2 separate regions of the Homo sapiens genome follow, and region 2 is linked to region 1. Evidence: read pairs that join two places in POLR2A ChIA-PET (ENCODE). Cell type or tissue: Panc1. All regions are shown on one strand.

What was found. ChIA-PET counts read pairs that join two places held together with the same protein. Peaks named below come from ENCODE experiments on the same cell type or tissue, not always from the same donor. Only the 100,000 strongest peaks of a DNase experiment are listed, where the experiment ranks them.
Region 2: POLR2A ChIA-PET joins it to region 1 with 10 read pairs; 3 of 35 experiments call an interaction of 5 or more read pairs at or near these places.

What each region holds. Positions count from the first base shown.
Region 1 is chr11:118,395,006-118,403,005 of GRCh38, reverse strand. It overlaps UBE4A (ubiquitination factor E4A), which reads right to left. Exons shown (of 20, transcript NM_001204077.2): 20 at 3,795-6,692. The coding sequence ends at 6,566. It overlaps ATP5MG (ATP synthase membrane subunit g), which reads right to left and starts at 1,400. Exons shown (of 3, transcript NM_006476.5): 1 at 1,289-1,400. The coding sequence starts at 1,340. The region is part of intron 3 of LOC100131626 (a long non-coding RNA gene); the gene reads left to right. RefSeq lists enhancers at 1-217, 676-1,539, 1,660-1,739. In Panc1, no CTCF peak of the experiment used is centred here; a DNase peak (open chromatin) is centred at 1,555; H3K4me3 peaks cover 2,519 bases; H3K27ac peaks cover 4,509 bases.
Region 2 is chr11:118,629,109-118,637,108 of GRCh38, reverse strand. It overlaps PHLDB1 (pleckstrin homology like domain family B member 1), which reads right to left. Exons shown (of 23, transcript NM_001144758.3): 7 at 5,630-5,902; 8 at 5,056-5,196; 9 at 4,813-4,950; 10 at 1,561-1,716. Among named protein-coding and RNA genes, the nearest start is that of MIR6716, 11 kb to the left of the region's middle. RefSeq lists enhancers at 1,569-2,239, 5,266-5,773, 5,774-6,282. In Panc1, no CTCF peak of the experiment used is centred here; no DNase peak of the experiment used is centred here.

The sequences.
Region 1 (8,000 bases):
ATTACCCGGCTGGCGCTGTGGCTCACACCTGTAACTCTGGCACTTTAGGAGACCGAGGCGGGAGGATCCCTTGAGCCCAGGAGTTAAGAGACTAGCCTGGGCAACATGGTGAAATCCCGTCTCTTAAAACATACAAAAATTAGCTGGGTGTGGTGGTGCGTGCCTGTGATCCCAGCTACTCAGGAGGCTGAGGTGGGAGGATCGCTTGAGCCTAGGAGGTGGAGGCTGCAGTGAGCTGTGATCTGCACTGCACTCCAGCCTGGGCGACAGAGTGAGTCCCTGTCTTCTAGGAAAAAAAAAAAAAAAAAAGAAAGAAAGAAAAAGAAAATACCCAAACCAAACTCAAACACAGCAAAATAGGCTAGAAAGTATTACATTTTTTTTGAAGTTCTGCTTTCTATTCACATTTCATAAACGTAGGCAAAAGTTAAGAGATCCGACCTTCAGTCACTTACTGGAATACAGCACATCTAGGAAAAACTTACGTCAATTTAGCTTATCTCACTTCAGGAATAAAATGAATAGCTTGCCACTGAGAAGACAACTGAAATATTTACTGGCCAAATAAACTAGTACTCAGAGGCTGTGATTATTCAGGGTTGTTGTGAAATACAGCGGTCTACCAGTGAGGCTCTTCAAGCTGAAAAAATTCCACGAATGCTAAGCTTCGTAACAAAGATTATTGTTTATACGGATCCCGTCCTATGCTTCTCGGGGCATGGATACTCATCCATGAAGTCCATTTCCACCTAAAATTTCCCTCGGATTAAAGCGGAAGTATCTTAGAATCCGTCTAGGACAGAAAGCAAAGTCAACGTTCAAAAAAGCTCACCCATCCTTAAACATTTCTGTTGACTTCCAAATACTCCACTGAGAACAACACCACATGTAATGAGGCCGAATTGATTTACTTTCACGTTTCTGCCCTTCCTTTTCTTAGCTCTCCTAACAGAACCATCCCCTCTAGATCCCTGCTCTTAGCGATCTCAGGGGGCGTAATGGTTGCAGCTGCCGGGCAACGCCGGGCTTCCTTCACACTACCTCTCTTCCCAGTCGTGGTTAGAATTCAGGAACTTCTAGGTTGTGTAGAGAACCCAATCTGCAGGTCAGACGAGTGGAAGGCTAGAAAAGAGTCGCCAACCTGCTTCCTGCTCCCTCCACCTGCAGGCCATCCCGCCCCGGCACCCGCAGGCCCCTCGGGTCTTCGCAGCCCGCTTCTTCCTCTCAGGCCATCGCAGGCCTCCCTGCCGCCCGTGTGCCCGCCTCGGCGGTCTCACATCGCGCTCACCGTTCACCAGCGCCGGGGTCTTCTCCACAAGGTTACGGACAAATTGGGCCATGGTTCTGGAATGGAGAGTCCGTCGCCCCGAACCGCCGGCTGAATGTCACCCGCCGGAAGGACCCGCTGCAGGACCCCGTCCCACTTCCAAGGTCAGGCCGCCTCTTTTCGCGCCGGTCGAAGATACTTAAATGTCCAAAGATCTTTGCAGAATCCAGCCTGTCAATTTAATTTTTCAACATGGAAGAGAAAGTGGATATGAAAAGATGGTATTAGAGAGCATGTGAAGAACAGTAGGATTCCGCAGAGAAGCAGGCATTTTGTGGGGCAGCCACTCGTAGAGGTCCGGAAAACCGGCAAGGAGCGGAAATGCGCATGCGCCCTGAACCTGCAGTGCTTTTCTTGGCGCCGACCTCCGCTATTTTGCGTAGGGTGCTTTCGCCGCGATTCTGAGAACCTTTGAAGTCAGTACTGGAGAAGGATTCGCTGAGATTCTTCTAGTCCAACACGATCGTTGTACAGAGGTAGAGAGGGTCCAAGGCCAAACATATAAAGTTAGGGGCCGAGCAATCACCACACAGGCTGTCACCAGGCTCAACCCATAGCCCTTTTTATTTGAGACAGTCTCGCTCTGTCGCCCAGGCTGAAGTGCAGTGGCACGACTTCGGCTCACTGCAACCTCTGTCCCCCGGGTTCCAGCGATTGTTGTGCCTCAGTCTCCCTAGTAGATGGGACTACAGGCGCCCGCCACCACGCCTGGCTAATTTTTGTACTTTTAGTAGAGACGGTGTTTCACCATGTTGGCCAGGCTGGTCTCGAACTCCTAGCTTCAAGTGATCCACCCGCCTTGGTGCTGGGATTACAGGCGTGAATCACCGCGCCTGGCCCCATAGCCCTTTTAAAGTTGATTTTTTGTAATCCCAATCTCCCCAAAGTGCTGTATCACGATTGGAATCCATTTCCCCTAATTCCCTAGTTAACCACAAGGAGCTGTGCAGATGTGAGGAAAAAATCACCTGTATTGAACGCCCACACTATGCCAGGCATTTTGGAATTTAAAGAAAGCCTGTAAGGCATTGTCCCCATTGAGACTGGGCTTGAAAAATGGCCACACAGTTTGGAAGTGGCAGAGTTGAGATCTGAAGTTGCAATGTATACTCAGAGAGGGGGCATTCCATCAGATTAGGCATGGTGCTGATTTCAGCATACTTCCTAGAAAAGATCCTTGAGCCGATGTGTAAGAGAACAGCTGTATACTACAGAGGGCTGAAACTTCATAGTTTAATATGAGGAGGAAAAGATGTATGTAGGGAAGTGGCATTTGATGAGAGGAACAGAACTATAAGTAATGTAACCTGGGGAAGTCTGAGCAGAAGTAAATCTCCGATTTTTGGAATGGTTAGAGAGATGGAAAGAAAAATTAGAAGTGTAATCAAGGAACTAAGAACTTTTCAATGAAGGAGTGATTCTGCTGCCCTAGATACTGCAGAAAAGTCAAATTAAGGATGGGAAAGTTAATTTAGCAATATGGCAATCTTTAACTAACTAGCGCCTTTTCAAAAAATTAGGATAGAATCCAGGGTGAATGGTGAAGAAATATGGCTGTAAAGGATTACAAGTCAGAAAACCAAAGGGGGATGTGGAACTCAGGGGAGAAATTGAAGACAGAGAAGAGGCAGTCATTTATTTATTTAGAGATGGGGTCTTGCCACATTGCCCAGGCTGGCCTGAAACTCCTGGCCTCAAGAGATCATCCCACTTCAGCCTCTTGCTTAGCTCTGGGATTACAGGCACAGGCCATCCTGCCTGATAAAAAGGGATATTGACAAGAGCCCTGATGAGGCAGGAAAAGAGAACTAGCCAGGGATCTATGGGGCCTTTTCCACAGATGTGATTATGGGAGAGAGGTCTGAAAGTCTTCAAAGTCTCTGAAGTCTTTATCTTCCCAGCAAAATGAAGGCAAAGTCATCGGACTGTGAGGGGTCAATGGGAGGGGGGTATGAGAAGGAATTTGAGGAAGGAGGCCAAAGTTTGGAATAGCTGAAGGACACACAGAAGGGTTGTTGGGCAACGTTAGAGATAAGTTTGTGGTTGTACCATTCTAAAAATTGTGTTTTTCCTCCAACAATGGTCTGCAGTTTGGATATTACAGCAGAGGGGAATGGCTGAGTTAATCTAGGCTGACATCTTGCATGGCAGGGGTATGGAAACAAGGAGCAAGAAAGGGGAAGATAACAGCAAATGATTACAAAGACCTGGGGTTCAGGCCAGATAAAGAAAAACAGTGAAGCCAAAAGAGAGCTGGTTAGGAAAACCATACTGTGAGATTCATCTCCTGAGGGTAACCCCAGGGTCCCCTCCAGAGGCCTGGTAAGGCAGGCTGGGTCAGCCAGGTCACACATATTTGATGTTACTTACCTAAAAAAAAAGTGAAACGTCAGAATCCTCTAAGTTTTCAGGGGGATTTCTGAAACTGCCACTAGCTTTTAATACTGGAATAAAGTGATAACAAAGGTTGTAAGTCAGATGTTCATTTATTAAATACAAGTTTTGAACAAACACTGCCAGGCAAGTTTGACAAGAAGTAACCTTCCTGGAATGTTTCAAAATACAGTCGCGTTGATCAAGTTTTATTTCAATCAACCTTTTCATTTTCTGTTTCTAGGTTCATTTCCTGTTGAGCAGTTAGAGCATGTGCATTATTTCCTCACATGACATCAACAGTGCAGCATCAGCCTCTGGCATGTAAAGGCACCCAGTAGACTTATGCTCTGTGCAATGGCTGCTTAGCAACCACCATCAAATAAAGTAATGAAGCTTTTGTAGAGTGTGATATCAAATAGCAACTGGCACCTTCACTTGCACCATTAAAAAACCTTTAACATTTCCTTCAGTTTTCACATATCCATTAAAAAGTATATTAAAAAACAAAACCCAGACTGCTTGATAAAACATACTTAAACAATTTTCCAAGTTTAGTATTAGCCTCTTGGTAAGTTATGAGCAATACCAGAGCTGAGTAAAAGAGTCTTCATTTTGCTATCATACTCCAGCAAAGCCAATACACAAAACTAGGTATGTTAGAAAGTCTGCTCTACTAGATTTAGAGCTGCTTCTAAGTTCCAGACAAAACACCTTTTTAAGCTTCCAAGTGTATATACACACGGTGTTGTACCAAGATAACTTTTTAAAGTCTAATTTTTTTGGATATTCTTAAATTACTTCACAGAAAGAAAAAAGGCACAGAGGACACTTGGTTTCCTTACCAGTAGTGGCCTTAAGCTACACACTTGCTTGTGCAGAGTTTAAAGATATTCAGCAGCATTAATGGTGCCATAGCCATTCATAAAAAGTTTCAGGAAAAGAGTTTAAAAAAAGAAGAAAAGCTTGCCAGAAAAGGCTTACAATCTGAAGGTTAAATACAGAAGAATACAGACAAAGACTGGAGGCAGCATGGGGGTTGTTAACTAGGAAGCTGCTGGGAATAGCTGCCTTCTGAGTTTTTGTGCCCATTTTCCTCCAGTTTTCTCCTGAAAAACTCTGGTCTTTTCCCCTCGTTTTTAAAATGAGAACATCCTACTAGATTGGGTTTGGAAGATAAATGCAAATAGGCAGAAGCTTATTTTATACATAGTTCATTCTCAGAGAGGGAAAGGAGGATGATAAATATTGAATGAAGCTAATTTTAGAAAATAAACAAATCCTGTCAACCCATGCCATAAAGGCCCAGGGAGCACACTGAATGAATCTTACATTCTGGCATTTGCAAAAGTGTCCTCAATTTCCTTTTTCATTTTATAAGCACAGCAATAGGCAACACCTATTTTATATCTAGGATGGGAAGCCCTCTTAGATTTGAGGCTTTCCAGCTGATGCAATCAAAAACCCATCAAGGACTGCTTATAGCAACTTGTGTTGAAATATAAAACTACTATTTATTTGAAAGAGACCATAGTTAATAACATGTTCCAAATGAAGCAGTGACACCCATTTCTTGATCCTATCACTTTTCTTGTCACTTATGACATCTCTGGGCTTAGAAAGACAGTGATATAAAGATAATCCATAGGGGAATGTCCCTAGTCAGCATATTAAGCTGCACAATTGAGTAGTGAGCTCAAGTTCACTTATGAAAGTGGTGTCCACCTACCAACTACACAGGGCTAAGTGGATATTTAAAATGGCTGTGGACAAGGTTGTGCTCAACTTCCTACTTTGTTAATTGAAGACCTAAGGCTGTGTTAGAAGTAGCTCTTAGAAGTCAGGTCACAAGCTCAAACAAATATTAACTATATACATTTTATAATCTCAGAATTTTGTGAAGAATGAGTATGTTAGTAAACATGGCCACATACTGCATACATCTCACTATGGAAGAGAAAATATAAAGTGGTACTCAGTTTACACTAAACCAACAAAAAAGCACATGGGGTGTATGTGTATTTATATATCTCACACACTGAGATATACTGTTGATATTAGTGTCTTAAAATGACATTTTTCATGGATATGATACCCGTTGCCTAAATCTACTTAGGCCTAGTCCTTGTAGAAACAGATTTTCATAAGAGAATAAGGGCCCAACAGTCTCCTCACCCCCATCAATTGGTAGGATTGCCCTACCAATCCTCATTAAAAAGACTGTATAACAAAATTAAGAGCTATCAACAGAAGTTGCACAAGATTCCTTTAAATTCCTTTTTTAAAAAAAATTCTCGTCTATCATCTTATTCAGAAGTCTACACAAACTTAAAGGTATCTGCTTTTATGTGAAGTTACTCTGTAACACAGAAAAGGGGTTAAGTCTAGATCATGAGGACTAGTAAATACACAGGATAACAGGATTTTTCTGATAACATCAGCTGTCACTGAAATATGTGACATCACATATTTATAAAAGCAGCACTCACCAAAAATGTTTGAACAGTAATTGGAAGAGAAATAGCAGGGTGGCGGGAAGTTTTAGTAGTTGAAATAATATAATTTCATTTAGGAAAAGGAAGAAGAATATGAAGAGACAACAGAGGGTGAAAATTAGTGATGATTTCTAAACTTGGTGATGCTATAATAAGTATAATTTCCTGCAAGCCAGGGGAGCATTGTCAAGTTCTTAGGAATCTTAACTATCATAATTTCAGCAAGAGCAGTTCTCTAATTTAGTAAAAAAAAAAAAAAAAAAGAAAAAGAAAAGAAGAAAGAAAAGGAACAGAACCAGAAAGAGAGAAACCACAAACAATTGTTTATCTGCACTCTGGGGTTGGTTTTGGTTTGGTTAGTTCACAGTATCTATTCAAGTTGCTCCTTTTGTTGTTTCCTCTCTGCAAGCCACCGTTGGATTTTTTCTTTTAGTTCTGTGTTTGGCCGGATCTGGTCCATGGTGAGGGGACTACGGTTAAAGGGATCTGTTTGGTCACTGGGACAAAGAGAGAAAGGGAAATAGGGTTATTTCCATAAGTTCTAACATTCTAAGCCAAAAACAGAACACCTGGGCGTCGCATCTTAAGAATGAAGCCAGAGTGCATTATAACTTTGAGTCAAATGCCGAGTTGGGGTTAGAAAGAGTGAGAACAAGATGATTCAGGAGTTTTTGTAGCTACTTTGTCTATTTCTTTCTTTCTTTTTTTTTTTTTTTTGGAGACAGTCTTGCCCTGTCGCCCAGGCTGGTGCAGTGGCACCCAGGATGGAGTGCAGTGGCGTTATCTCTGCTCACTGCAACCTCTGCCTCCTGGGTGAAAGCTATTCTCTGACCTCAGCCTCCCAAGTAGCTGGGATTACAGGCCTGCACCATGACACTCAGCTAATTTTTGTATTTTCAGTAGAAACAGAGTTTCACCATGTTGGCCAGGCTGCTCTCAAACTCCTGGCCTCAAGTGATCCACCAGCCTTGGCCTCCCAAAGTGCGCTGGGATTACAGGCGTGAGCCACCCACCTGGCCTCTATTTCTTAATAAACTTTGTCTCAACACTGCTGTTCAGATGATATTTAATTACAGTGGCTTAAAAAATGCTATGCTTCTGTCACCTTTAGATTTCTCTAAGGCAGAGACACTATACATTCATGTCAGTGTAAAGAACTATTTGTAATTATAGTGACAGATTCTTAGAACAGTATGAGATGTTAAGGAATAAAGCCTTGTAGACCAACATTTGATTTAGTCAGCTGATTGTTATGCAAGTACATGCAGATTATGGTTTCTTGAAACATAAGAAGGTTTATGACAGATGTCAATCTTTTGGCTTCCCAGGCCACATTGGAAGAACTGTCTTGGCCTATACATAAGTTCTTGTAATGTTTTAAGAAACGTTATGAATTTTTGTTGGGCCACATTTCGAGCGATATAGTGAATGCTTAATACCAAATACCAAGAGGTAGAAAATTCTTTTTTTTTTTTTTTTCTGAGATGGAGTCTTGTTCTGTTGCCCTGGCTGGAGTTGCAGTGGCGTGATCTTGGCTGACTGCAACCTTTGCCTCCCAGGATCAAGGGATTCTCCTGCCTCAGCCTCCCGAGTAGCTGGGACTACAGGCACGTGCTATCATGCCCAGCTAATTTTTGTATTTTTAGTAGAGATGGGGTTTCACCATGTTGACCAGGCTGGTCTTAAACTCCTGACCTCAGGGTGATCCACCTGCCTTGGCCTCCCAAAGTGCTGGGATTACAGGCGTAAGCCACTGCACCTGGCCAAAAATTCATCTTTTTAATATTTAAAAATTTCCTTAACTT
Region 2 (8,000 bases), 230 kb before region 1:
CAGACCAGTACTCTGAGTCACTCTGAATCAGAGTGGAAAGGGCAGGGGAGCACAGGGCACCAGGGCAGACAGAGCCTAGGGTGGGACACTAGGGTCTGAGGATGAAAGCTGGATAAGGTTCCTAAGGAGGAGCATGGGGAAGAATGTGACACCCCAGGTCCTAGGGGCTGAGCTCCGGTTTCCCAGGAGGCAGGGTGGGTGTGGGAAGAGGAATCCACTACTGCCAAGCCCTCCCAAACTCCCTGGAGCTTATACTCACCAGAACCCCAAAGGGATGAGATTAGCTGATCTACAGCTCCCTACCGCATTCCCTCCAGAAAGAAAGAGGAAGAGGCTAGAGAAGTGCCCGCCCCTAGCCTCAGTGCAGTACAGTCGAAGGAACGTGGGATTTGGGCCAACAGGCCTGGGTTCCAATTCTGACTCTGAAGCTTATATAATGGGAGGCTTTGGGCAAAATGTGTAGCTTCTCCTACTCCTAGTTTCCTTGTCTATAAAATGGGAATAACAGCACTTGTCTTGTGATACCGTCCTAAGGACAGCATTGAGGTAATCCAAGGAAGGCTCCCAGCAAGGTGCCTGACACACACCCATGTGCTTAGGTGTGTCAATTTTCTTCCCTCCTTTCATCAGTCAGTCTTACATCCAGAAAGTGCGTTTGTAAGACAGCAGCTCAGGGAGAGAAGCATGGGATCTGGACTCAAGGAAAGTCCAGCAGCTCCCCACTTACCACCAACCCCAGGCTAACCAGCAAATCCCCTACGTCACCAATTTTAGACACCCCTCCCCAATCTCACCACCCTCACTTCCCCCACACTAACTCCAGCCAAGCAAAATGTACATGCATGTGTGCATGTGCATGGCCACAAGCTTCAGCCATAAGGGTGGAAGCTGCTTGAGCCATCCTCTCCAATCCCTCCCTCACCTCTTCCCAACCCTTACTAACACATACCTCCTCCCAGCTTTACTCCCCAAACATACACAGTCACCTGTGCCACCATCCTGTGGTCTGGCTGAGATCAAGAGCAGGTGATCACAGTATCTAGCTAGCGTGTCACAGCTGGCCAGGCCACAATACCCAATAACCCTTGTTTTATAGCTCAGCCAAGGCAGGGCTGAGCCATGGCTGGAACCGAAATGAATGCCCTTTCTAGGGCCCCTAGCTGGCTCTAATATCCAGATCTCAAATCTTTCTGTGTGTCCCAGCACTTCCACCAGACAAGAGCTCTGCAAGCACAGGGGCAAGCCTCCTCCTCCTCCATCTTTCACCTTCCTGCTGGGCCAGTGCCAAGCTCTGAATGGGAGCAGAATCCACTTTCCACTGGAAGACTGAGGGGAGTCAGAGCTTAATAATAGTTATTCTTCACCGAGTGCTCATTACAATCACATCCTATTCTGTCTTTACATCTTGTTTAATTCTCACAACAACCTGTTGTAATTCTCATTTTACAGACAAGGAAATCCAGGCACAAAAGACGAAGTTAACTTTTGTGAGGTCATTGGGATTCAAACCCAGGTCACTGGCCTCCAACAGCACGCAGCAGGGAACGAGGTGGGGCACACCTTCCTCTTGGCGATGCTGCGGAGCAGCTCAGCCTTGCTCCGGAGCAGCCCCTGGCCGGCCAGCTCGCGCTCCTCCTCCACGCGGCTCTCCCGCTCCAACTGCTGGAACTCCAAGTCCTCAAAGAGCTTTGTCTCAGTCTCCAGGGCCTCTGCCTCCTTCAACGACAGTGACAAAGGGGGTTGGGTGGTGCTTGCAATGCCACTCTGGGCCTGGAAGACCAGGCCACAGGGGCATGCGTTGTATGGGGCTGGACCCGGGGAAATTGGGTAAGAAACCTGCCTCCCCCCAGCTCCCGCTGTACTTGGCCTTGCCCTTTTGCGGGCATCATGGCCTGGAGCGCTGATTCCCCAACCTTCCCGGTTCCCTCCAAACCGCAGCACCGACCCTGGTGTCCGGCAGGTACTGCAGAGGCCAGGTGGTCCCGTCCCACCGCTCTCCTCTCTTCCTTCTGGGGCGTGGCCCGCGGGGCCGGGGGAGGGGGGGCGGTGGAACTGACCCTTCTCAGCTGCTCCTGTAACTGTTCCCGCACTGACTCGGGGCAGTTATCGAGCTGCGTCTGGAGCTCGGCGTAGAGCGCCTGGCGGGCCTCCAGGTGCCTCCGTCCCGCGGCCAGCTCCGCCCTCTCCTGGTCGGCGGGAGGGCGAGGGAGAGGGCGGGGCACAGGGGAGAAACAGAACACACACTCCTCAACTCCGGCCCGGCAGCGGCGGGAGGGGAGCGCGGGAGGGCGGCCAGGGCGGGACAGAATGGGGGTCGGCAATGGGGGTTGAGAGAGGAGAAAAAAAGGCTAGAATCAAAGAGGAGAATAACCAGGCGAGGAGAAAGAAAAGGGCAGAAAGGGAAAGTGAGGAGGGAAAGAGGTGAAGAGGGAGAGGGCCCAAGGCCAGGAGCTGAAGGTAACACGGCAGTCAGAGGTGCAGGGGATGAGGTAACACAGGCAGAGGTGTGGGGGCAGGGCACAGATTTTGGTCTCCTGAAGTCCCTTGAACTGAAATTGTTGGGTAGGTCTCGAGAAAAGGCCCTCTGTTTTCTCTCCAAACCAGTCAAGGCTGGTTCTGCATCACAGAGCCTCCAGCTCTCATCCCTCCCCTTCTACTACAGCCCAGAGACCAAAATTTAACCCAGGGAAAAAGGGTAGTGATGGTGAGGGTTAAATCCAGGGTTGGGCGTCAATCAGGAGCTGAGGATGTTAAAGCAGTGTGGCAGAGGGGACCCCAACCCAACACCCTTGGCCTCCCTCCCCTCCTGCCCAGGGTCGGGGTGGGGTGTTGGCCCTGCAGGCTGAACTTCAGGGATGAGGGTTGCAATTAGTTCGGGCTGTTTCCATGGTAATGAGTCCCAGGAGTGGGTACAGAGGGGGTGGACGGTTCTTTCTGGGGTGAGATGACACCTCTGAGGGTGGGAAGGGGGACGAGGGGAGGGTTTGGTGAGTCACCCCTCAAAGGACAGGCAGAGGAGAAACTGTGGTTACTGATTCCAAAGCCAGAGTGGAGCCATGGGCTGAGGGCAGGGGAGGGAAGCCAAGTGAACCCTCCACACCATTGCCATCACTACCACCATCACCACCACCACCATCACTACCACAGCCTCGAATAACCTCTCTTCCCCACAGAGAAAGCGAAGTCTAGGCCTCCAAAAAACTCCAGGTCAGTGGGAAATGAGGTTAGGCAGGTTCCTTCTGAAATGCTGAGCTTTATCCCTGGGAGTGAGGCCCTATGCTGAACCCAGTCACTCCCATCCCTCTACCCAACTCATCTACCCATCCCCAGAGAGGAGGACCTAATCAGGCCAGTTCCTGGGGTCTAGGTGCTTCCTCATCCTTGGACTCAGCCTTTAAAATACCCTGTGTTATAGGTGGCTCAGGAGTGAGGAGAAGAGTAGGGGCTACCCATTACCAACCTCTGATGGGTATCTGAATTTGGGAAGCCCCAAGGGAAAGCTAGGAAGGGTAGCCACTATGTTGGCAGAGAGGTCCTGTTCAAGCCCTCCAAGACCACGCCCACAACTGGGCCTCCTTACTCCTTGGCTCCAGAGGGCAGGCAGGGGAATAGGTGGAAGACAGCCTACTCTGCTGTGCAGGAAGCTGCCAGGAAGCTTCCTTGGGTTATCTCATGCTGTCCTCAGACAGTAGCCTAAGACAGCAGCCTAGGCATTTCCAATGGAAAGAACTCTTCAGTCTGAGCAGCTCCACAGCCAAGCATTTCCCCCACCCTCATACCCCTCCTGCCAATGCCCCCTTGAGTAAAGTTGAGCTACCAATCCTCCTGCCAATTCCTTTCATATAAAAACTCTGGGGTCCCACACCAAGAAAAGAAGGAGGCAGCATTAGAGGAGAGAGGCCAGGGGCACAGAGGCACCCACTGAGTTAGTGCAAAAGCGGGCATGGCTCAGCCCTACCTGGGTGGCACTGGCAGTTAGGGGCATGCGGAAAGCCCAAGTCAGTGATTAGAAGGGACGTTAGTGTAGGCCTAGTTGGCAAGCGTGGAGTTAATTTGGCACAGAATTTGGGAGTGTGGTTTTGGGGGCCAGAGCCAAAGCTCCAAAAAAAAAAAAAAAGGGTCAAAGAATTTTTAAGATTCTCAAAATTGAGGGCAGGAGGAAGAAACTCAAAAAATCCAGAAGGAAAATTAAATTATTGGAAAAATACTGTCAGATCCAGAAATAGATGACCCCTCTCCACTTCAGAGCTTTTGGCACGGTGTTGGGCATCTGGGAGTGGCCCCTGCAGGCTGGCACGAAATCTGAAAGGGGCAGGGGCAGGAGCTAGGATCACCTGGGATGGGAGGCTGCAGATCCTGAAGGCTCAAGGGAAGCAGAGGCCCGAGGGCCATCTCCCAAAGATCACAACGTAAGCACTTGTGGCATGCTTGGAGGGAGATGTTCTCCAGATGGTGGGACCCGAACTTGAATCACTCCCCAATGTCAGTCCCTTGGGCTGTGCTCACTGCCCAAGAAGGGGCTTTGGCACTTCCTAGAAGGGCCATAAAGGGCCTAGGATGGCAGGCACCCAGAGGTAGCACACAGACCCAGACAGAGGAGACCCCAGACACCAGCCCAGCCCCTGGCAGTGCCCTCCAAGCTGGTTCCTTCCACAGAGGAGGAGAAGTCACTCTGTCTCTGGAAAGCCACAGAGACCACTTGTACTGCAGAATGGATGATGAGGTGAAGGGTACAGGGCCCCAGAGAAGACATTTCTCCTTCTCTCCCAGGCCACTGGTACCCAGCACTAAGCTGGGCCAGGTGTGGGTTACCTTGTCCCTCTCCTTCTGGATGCCTGTCTCCAAGGCCACCAGCTTCTCCTGCAGCTGATCCACTGCCTTCTGCTCCTTCTGCAGCAGTGCCCGCTCTGCCTCCCTCTCTCCCTGCAGCAGTGCCCGCTCCATTTCGGCCTGGGGGCAGACACCAGGGTCCCCATCAAAGCAGCTGACTGTGGCCCCTCTCTGGGGCCTTCAGTTGGCCTAGGGAAGAGTCCAGCTAGGGACTTCACGGCTCACCTCTCGGGCTGACTCCTGCAGCTGCTGCTCTAGCTCCTTCACACGGACCTTGAGCTGCTCCACGTGCCCCAGCACCTGAGCCCGCTCTTCTTCCAGGGCTAGCACCTCTCCCTGGAGCTTGGTGCTAGGTGCATCTTCGTGCTGGAGGGGAGGGAAGCTATCAACTGAGGAAGCCTAGAGCCTTTTGGAATCAGACTAAGAAAATGGATCACCTGTTCCTCCAGGCACTTGCTGAGGAATAGCTGGACTGAGACAGGAGGCTAATTCCCTGCCCCCCCGCAACCCCCACCTTTGAGGGGAGCAATAAGGGCTCTGCGGAAGAGAATATTTACCACTGAGTGCCAGGCCTGGGTGGGGCCCCATGGAAAGGCAGGTCATAAAGCATATTTACAGCTTGGGAAGCTCATCAACACCTCCCTTCTCTTCCTTGTCTCATTTCTGCACCTCTGCTCTCTAATCTCTTCCCAAACTTGATCCTTCCCCTCACTGGACCTTGGCATTGGATACACCAGCCTCCTCTGCCCCCAGCAGGTCCAACTTCAGCCTCTTTGTCTTGCCTACCCCTCCATCTCACCTCCTGCTGGGTGCTCTCAGTGCTGCTGCACTCCTCCTTGAGATTTTCCTCATCTGAGCGCTCCATACTCTCCCATAGGCGTTGGGTGGCAACGCCAGGCTCCTCGCTGCTCCGCCCAGAGGCCCCTGCAAGGCCTCGTGAGGGCCTCCGGCCTGCCAGTGCCAATGCTGCGGTGGCCTCCCCAATGCTGGGAAGCTCCCCAGCCTCAGGTCCCCCATCAGCCCGGCTGTATTCGGCACACAGGTTCAGGATGGTCTCCAGGCGCTGGCGTTCCTGGGGAGGATGGACAGAGCAGGACATGAAGGGGAGGAAGCTGAGCCCTGGTGGGGATAGAGCCAGGTTCAGTATCCTGTCAGGAGGGAGAGCAGGGTTACAGGGGGCTAGGACATCAGTGTCAAGTCAGGAGAGGCCTGACCCCAAGACCTAGGGGAGGCAGAGGGAAACAAGGTGCCCCAGAAGTGGGCAGGAAGAACGAGGCTGTTGTGCCACATGCCCACATGGCATAACAGCCTGGTTCTTCCTGCCCACTTCTGGGACAGCCCCTTCCATCTTCCTGTTCCTTTCTTTTTTCAGTCTACCCCAGGACACACAGGAACACACCAAATGGACCCACAGTAACACACTAAACACATACAGAAACACACTGTTAAGCAGACTACAGACCACAATGAGACACAGATAAACTCAGTTGCTCGTCCTGACGCAGGTACACACAGATCTACAGACACAAGGACACATACTGACACACCAGCACTGATGCACAGGCACACAAGGATACAACATGTGCCCTGGCCCTGCATTAATAGGCAAGTACAGAGACACCAGCCCTGACATGCACAAATGCACACTGATGCACACTCACAGATAAACACAGTCTAGCATACAGACAGGTGGGCATGTATGCAGACAGACAGTGCTGGAAAACAGACCCATGAGCCCACAGGGACCAGACACCCAACCACAGACATACATGGAGAAGAGGTAGACCAAGGACACGGCCCTCTTTGTCCCCACCTCAGCTCCAAGTTACCCTCAGGCAGCCCTTGGCTGTTTATCAGCAGGATGGGCTGCTGCCAGTCCTTGAATGCCCAGGCCCATGAGTGAGTACTCCCATGGCCCTACCACTTCATCCACCCCTCTCCACATACACACCCACCCAGATACAGTCACCTCTCAGGGGCCTAGGAGGTAAAGGAGGGATGACACAATCACATTCCTGGTCTTTGTTGCCTTTTCCCGCAGGCCTACCTATAGGCCTGAAGCCTGGTTTGTGAGGCTTCCATGGCTCTCTAGGGTCCCTAGACCTCCTCAAGTGTCTCTCATCACTTACAGTTTGGCCATGAACCCAAACCGCAGGAAGTGGAGAGAAGGCTGGAGAGGTGTTCTCATACACTTACCCAGCTTCCCTCCTGTTGCTTGCCCAGTTCCATGGCAAAAAAAAAAAAAAAAAACCGGAACAGAGCCTCGGCACCTGGGAGGCTGGGCCAGTGCCTCCACCCCTGCCCCAGGACCCAGATAAGCAGCCTGGTTGAGGTGGGAGGGGCAGGGCGGGCAGCCTCCAAGACTTAAAGTGGCAGGTGAGGCAGGTCAGGACTAGTGGTAAGATGTGTGCTTATGTGTGGGAATGGGGGTGGGAAAACTGATGGAGGAGTTGGGGGAGGCTGTGCCTGCCACTCTGCCTGTGCCAGGCTCACTGCCCCCTCTCCAGGATGAGACCCCAGCTTAGAATGGCCATGCATTCCCGTCTAGACCAATGCAAAAACAGTGAAGAGAAGATGCAGCAAAGGAAAAGATGGGATCCGCCTCATCTCACCCCCATCCAACACAAACACACAATCCTATACCCTCATCCAAAACTGTCCCAACCTCTTCCAAAAGCATCTCCAGATGCTTCAGTTCTGGTTCTCATCAGTTCTGGTTCTCTTCCTCAAACCAATCCCAGGGTTCCTGCCCACCTTCCAAAGAACCCTGTTCTGCTCGTAAGGGACAGAGGGCAGAATCCATTCTTCTGTACATGGGCTCGACTGTGTACACACCAGCCAGAGCCCCTTAAGCTCCCTGAGCTATCTGGGGAATCCTGGCCCCCACCCAGCTCAGATGCCATCTCCAGGACAGCTGCCTAGAGCCACACCCAGCCCCTGCATGCACCCACGTGCATGCACATGGACACACACAGTCACAATTACACAGGCTGGCTAACGGTCAGGCCAGGGTTGCCTATCCTGCTCTGTCCCTCTACCCTGCCACCTGCACTCCTAGATGATACTGCCTGGGCCAGGATGAGCAGCTCCCACCCACTTGTAGAGGCCAAAGACAAGCAAAAAAGAAGGACAAGGTACTTTTCTAAAGAACAAGTCTCAGAAAGAGTCAG